Linked DNA regions of Homo sapiens: region 1 is linked to region 2. A link is an interaction called in ENCODE POLR2A ChIA-PET data of the cell type or tissue named here. Cell type or tissue: A673. All regions are shown on one strand. Links, peaks and the distances in the headings refer to the core of each region. The heading gives the core; the rest is flanking DNA.

What was found. Peaks named below come from ENCODE experiments on the same cell type or tissue, not always from the same donor. Only the 100,000 strongest peaks of a DNase experiment are listed, where the experiment ranks them.
Region 1: POLR2A ChIA-PET joins it to region 2 with 8 read pairs; 2 of 35 experiments call an interaction of 5 or more read pairs at or near these places.

What each region holds. Positions count from the first base shown.
Region 1 is chr16:8,847,923-8,850,831 of GRCh38, reverse strand. PMM2 (phosphomannomutase 2) reads right to left here. Exons shown (of 8, transcript NM_000303.3): 8 at 1,507-2,909. It overlaps LOC100130283 (a long non-coding RNA gene), which reads right to left and starts at 1,363. Exons shown (of 5, transcript NR_147908.1): 1 at 1,177-1,363; 2 at 839-983. RefSeq lists an enhancer at 310-449. In A673, for the core only: no CTCF peak of the experiment used is centred there; a DNase peak (open chromatin) is centred at 1,571; H3K27ac peaks cover 2,377 bases.
Region 2 is chr16:8,575,251-8,578,159 of GRCh38, reverse strand. The region is part of intron 2 of TMEM114 (transmembrane protein 114); the gene reads left to right. Among named protein-coding and RNA genes, the nearest start is that of TMEM114, 14 kb to the left of the region's middle. In A673, for the core only: no CTCF peak of the experiment used is centred there; DNase peaks (open chromatin) are centred at 1,369, 1,499 and 1,819; H3K4me3 peaks cover 2,048 bases; H3K27ac peaks cover 2,500 bases.

The DNA of each region.
Region 1 (2,909 bases), core at 237-2,736, 270 kb before region 2:
GGTGAAGGAGGTGGAATGAGTTCTACGTCTTGACTTTGGGGTGCCGTGGCAGGCAGCGTGGAGGTTGCCTGTCGTTCAGGTTGGAGGAGCCTGCCTGGGCTGAGGTGGCCAGCTGGGGCCCAGAGCCAGAACACTTGGGAGGGGTGGAGAGGAAGCAGCAGCCCTTGGAGAGGAAGTGATTCAAAACCACGTATGCCTGGATGTGTCCGGACTACGGCAACATCTGCCCAACTGCCTTCTCCTGGCCCCTGTGGGCACTCCCCTTCCAGTAGCTGGAGAGACCTTCCCGGACAGATCATGAGCATGCCCCACACCTCTCCCTCGGGATCAGGTTCAAGCTCAACTTCCTGGCTAGCCTCTCCCTCCAGGGAGCCAGAGGCCTGCCCTGCACTCACCCACTGCTCAGGTTCAACCCAGGCCTTTTCTCTGAGGCTTAAGCCCTGGGTGACCTTGAGTTCAGGGTCAGCTTCTGCAGTGCTGGGGATGGTGACTTTCAACAGTGCTAAGCTGGCCTGGATGCAACCTCTGTGCTTTGCTGTGGCTCAAAATTTACCTACTGTGTTTAAATTTCTTGTGACGGTGTCTTTATCCTGCAACCCCCTAAAGCAGAGAGAGGGACTGACTGTCCCTGCCTTATAGGGTTCTGGGTTGGGAAGGGGTATTACTTGAGTTAGTAATGGCTCACACTCACTGTTCAAAGTGCTTTAAATTCCATACACGGTAAGGACTATCCCATTTGACAGAGGAGGAAACTGAGGCGAAGATGAACTCACCTTAAGTCACGCAGCAGCTTGTAGCAGCAGAACTAGGCTTGGGGTCTTGGCAGCTGTGCTCTTACCTGCCATGTGCAGAACCTGCTGCTCTGGGGTCACGCAGAAGGCACCAGGACATGTTGTGCATGCGTCGTTTAGCTGTTATCACTTTACATCCCACCACAGTGCGGGGCAAGCCGATGCCCTTGGAGTAAGCCCCAGGAAGCTGGCCTGGGATGCAATGTGATGACAAAGAAGGTGGAAGGGGAGTGTCAATTCTGACTGCAGAAGGGAGGCAGCAGACAGTGCAGGAGGGGCTCGAGGGGCCTGGGGAGGGTCTCAAGCAGCCACTGTGGGAACTGGGGCAGGGACGGCCCAAACCTCCGCGCATCAGCACCCAGCCTGGCAGACTCGGGGTACTCACCTGAGGGCAGCCCTGTGCAGGCGGTGACACAGCAGCAACCCTCCATCTCCGGTTAAAACAAGTTTGAGTAAGACTCGGTTGTCTCGCTTTGACGCAATACGTTAAGGAAACTTGTAAAGAATGGCAGATCCTGACCCAGTGGGCAGAAAAGCAGCGGGGGAGGAGTCTGTGCATCAGGAACAGCAACATGCAACTCCGCAGAGGGAGGGGCCCCCGATGTGACAGAAATCCAGAGTAAAGAAAGAGTGGCTCTCAGACCTGGAAGGGCTGGGGTTCCATTCCAGAATCTGGGAACATAGGAGGAAAAAGAAATCGGAATGAGAAACAGGAAACAATAAAATCACTTTAATGTGCTACTCTTCACTTTGGAAGGTCATTACAGTATCATTCGACAAGGAAAGATGCCGCTGGATGGCTGTGTCCTGTGAGTCACTGGGATGAGCTGGCTGCTTTCACCCCACCGGATCCGGGGCTCAGACAGTTACAAGCCCGAGTGGCTGGGAGGTTTGGAGGGAACCAGGTTTAGCTGTGATGAAAGCACCTGGCTGTGGGCTGGGAGGCAGGAGTGCAGGGCAGCCTGGGCTCCCCTGGCCCCAGACTCAGGTCGGCAAGTGCCCAGTGGAGGCCACACAACCCCAGCACCAAGCAATGGAGGGTGTATGGCTCAGTGTTTCCACATCCTGAAAAGTGACACATGAACCGTTTCCTAGGAAAGTTCTCTTCCACCGTGTTCTAGCTGAGACCCGGGATCCTTCCAGTTTCACGAAGAACGTGCAGAAGATGAAAAGAGTGAGGGACGCGGACCTAGCTGTAGCTGCACTCAGCCGCCTCCGTGGTAAAGTCTGGGTGAAGGCCTGGGTGAGTGCAGATAGGAGAGCAGCTCCTCTTACTGTTCTCTGGCTGGGCTCTCGCTCCATCCCTGAGAAACTAGAGGCGAACGCCTCCAGGAAGCCAGCCAGGGGCAACCAGAAAGTCCTTTTGGTGAAGTCTGACATCCCGCGTTGGTTTCTCTGGACCTGGGTAAGAACCGGCCCCAGGGCAAGGACTGTTTTGCCAGCACCAACTCTCCAGCCCAGCTGTTGGTTCCCACTACCTCCGGTCTCGGAGACAGAGAAGCAGCCAGGCTATTCTGAGTGTAGTGAACACAGAGCCGGTCCGAATCCGGCCCAGCCGAGGTGCAAACTCCCTAGGGTCTGCTCCCACTTGGCCAGCCATCTGTCCAGCAGGCCTCAGCCCCAAACACGGGAAAACGCAGAGTGCGTCTAGTCACTGGGTATCACACTGCCCCACTCACAGCCCCCATCAAGGTGACATGCAGGCGGGAGCTTCGTTCCAGGAGGTGTTTGTAAACTTCGTCCTGGGCTGGGTCACTGCAGATGGCCTGTCCTGGTTTCTCATTACCAAACCCCCATGTTTGGTATTGATGCAGGGGCCCATTAAAAAAACCGCTTATGTTTCCACAGACCCACCAAGAGGGAGGGTCCAGGCACAGTTTTTCTTTCTGTATCATCCTAGAATGATGGGGAAATTTCCGCCAAAACTACATGATTGCACGTATCAGGGTGGGTATTAGACTAGGGGGCTGGGGGTGGGTGGGGAAGACCTTTTGTGCGAGGCATTCCTCTGGGCCATTCTTGACAAGAGTTTTCTCCTTCCTTCTGGAAGTTTCTGGCACTGGAGGTGGAAGTCCAGACTGCACATGCCTGGCATAGCATGCAGAGCCTGCCTAGGCT
Region 2 (2,909 bases), core at 261-2,760:
CTAAGAACAAGGCCCCCCCACCGCCACTGCCCACCTATTTTTCTGCATCCTCACACTTATTTCCTCTGTGACACGTCACAGCCTGCAATGATCTTTGTTTCCTTGCTTCCTGTCTACTCTGTCTCCTGTGCCCATCTGTGAACTCCATGAGGGCAGTGGCCTTGTTCGATGAGGTGTCCCCAGGCCCTAGGACAGGGCTTGGCCCTCACTGGGGACCCAAAGGCATTTGTTTCTGAATGAATGCATGCGCTCAGGATTGAGTTCAGTGCTTTTGAAAACACTGCCGGTGGCATGCCTGTAATCTCCGCACTTTGGGAGGCCAGGGTGGGTGGATCACTTGAGGTCAGGAGTTCAAGAGCAGCCTGACCAATATGGTGAAATGCCGTCTCTACTAAAAAAAATACAAAAATTCGCCAGGAGGGATGGCGGGCGCCTATAGTCCCAGCTCCTCAGGAGGCTGAGACAGGAGAATTGCTTGAACCCAGGAAGTGGAGGTTGCAGTGATCTGAGATGGCACCATTGCATTCCAGCCTGGGTGACAGAGCGAGACTCAATCTCAAAAAAAAAACAAAAAACAAAAAACAAAATCAAAAAAGAAAAAAGAAAACATTGCCAATCAGGAAAACAACCCTGCAGGGAGGTCTTAGGTCTTAAATATTTTTTACAAATGAGGAAATGAGGGCTCACAGAGGTGAAGGGACTTACCTAAGGTCACATGGTGAGTAAGAGTGTCTGGCTGGCCTCAGACCCAAGATCCTTCTCTCCCAAGAACATCAACAGGGAATGACAGAACTGAGGTGGAAATCCAAGGTTCAGGAAGTTTGCTTTTGAGTCCAGCGCAGTAGCTGTCCCCACATCATCCCTCTCTAGCTGTTAAAGGCAGACACCTTTCACAGCTGCAGGGGCTGTGGGAGAAGGAAAGGGCCAATTAGATCTGCAGAGTAGAGGGAAGGGAAGTGGCTTTCGTTGAGGGCTTGAGCCCAAGTCATCTGCTATGGTCCTCATGTCAAGATGAATATGGTCCAGTTCCATTTTTCAAATGAGAAAATTGAAGCTCATTGAGGCAGCTCCTCTGAAGTCACATGGCTAGTAAGAACCACGCTCAGGTCTGACTCTAAATACTCCATGCTTTCCTTTAAAATTTACTGCCTCAAATGGAAGGTCTATGATCATGTGGACTTAGCCTGGCATCTCTGAATTGACACATGGCTGTCTGAGTCTCTTAAGGCACCACTTTCACCTGACATTACAGCAATTTATGTCTACATGTGAACTTCCTTTCTGAATTATAAGTTCCAAGGAGGTGGGATTTATGTCTGATCCAACTTTGTACCTCTACAATACCCATCCCAAAATAAAGCACCTATTAGATGCTCAGTAAATGCTCAATTTCCTTCCTTCCTTCCTTCCTTCCTTCCTTCCTTCCTTCCTTCCTTCCTTCCTTCCTTCCTTCCTGCTCTCATTCATTAACTCAGCCATCCATTGCACAGGGAGCATGTACTACATTCTAGGTTCTGTGTTGCAAGTTATTGGGCATTCAGGGATGTGCAAGAATACATCACAAGAAAGAAGAAATTTTCCAGGTCCTGCTGGCCTTTGATTCCTGCCACCTCTGTCCTGCTCCATCATATCCTTTCCCGCTTGCCAGTGCCTGGGAGAGCCCCTGGCCCCTGCCAGTTCCCTCCAGCCAGAGACCAGTGGGGACACCCCTGCAGTTCAAGTTGGGGTTTATTACTCAGTGCAGCAAAGGAGAACACACTCCATGGGGAGCTGTGGGGTGTCTCAGCAAGAGGTTGCCAGGAAGGACTTACGGGATTCGGGCTTTGATGGGGTGTCTTTGGAGGGTCTGAGGATGTGGAGGTTTGTTCTGGACTGGGTAATATCAGGAAGTGGAGACAATTCTGTGACCAAATATCTCCATCTTATCTATAGGGAGGCAGACTGGCTGTGATTGAGAAAGCAGGGACAGTCATATGAGCTGGGAGAAGGAGGCGTTTGATATTTTGTGGGTGGCACAGAGACCTTGTTTACACCTCTGCTTGGGCAGCCTGTGAGGTGCCCTTGCTGGGTCTCATTGTATTGTGGTCTCAGATGACCTCGTCTGATGTCGGAGTTCCAAGAGATTATATCCAGCAGAACACCGCAGTCTAGCTATGAGCGCCATGCCAGTTCCCAGAAGCTGGAAACTGTTTCTTTCTTTCTCTCCATCACAGGAGTTCATTAGAGGCTTGTTGATGAATGGGAATCAGGTCTCCCGGCCTGAGAGATCTGTGTTTGGTTGTAACAGGCTTTCCACATTACCAAAAGGTTTACAAGATTTCATGCATATTATTTCATTTAGATAGCCCAATACCAAGCTGAGAAACAATAACAATGAACACTTGTATTAGGTTTATGATGTGACAAGCACCATTTTAAGAAGTTTGTCCATTTTACCTCTTCCTCAGTACACAATCCTGTAAAGTGCATACTCTTAGTATTCCCATTTAGCTGATGAGAAAACTGAGGCTTGAAGGTTATAAAGTAACTTGCCTACAGACCCTCAGCTGGAAGTGATAGGGCTGACATTGGAACCCTGGTGAGCATAGGTGGCAGGTGTTGCATCATTGTTTACTGAAACAATAAACGGAGAAGTGTGGTGACCAGTTGTCCTGGTTTATCCTGCCTGGTCCCTGTAGACACCTATGGTCATGGTAGATAATTTAATACAGTTGATGATTGTTTGATTCTCAAAAGTGTGATTTGGATGGTCAATCATACGGGTACTCTGTCAACATGCGTGCAAGAGAGGAACTGTCTGCGACTTATTTATTTTTGTCTTCATACCAGTGCTCAGTGTGGAGCTAGACTCACAGCAGACACTCTTAATATGTTTGCTGAATTTAATAAGTTCTAGATCAGTGGGCAGG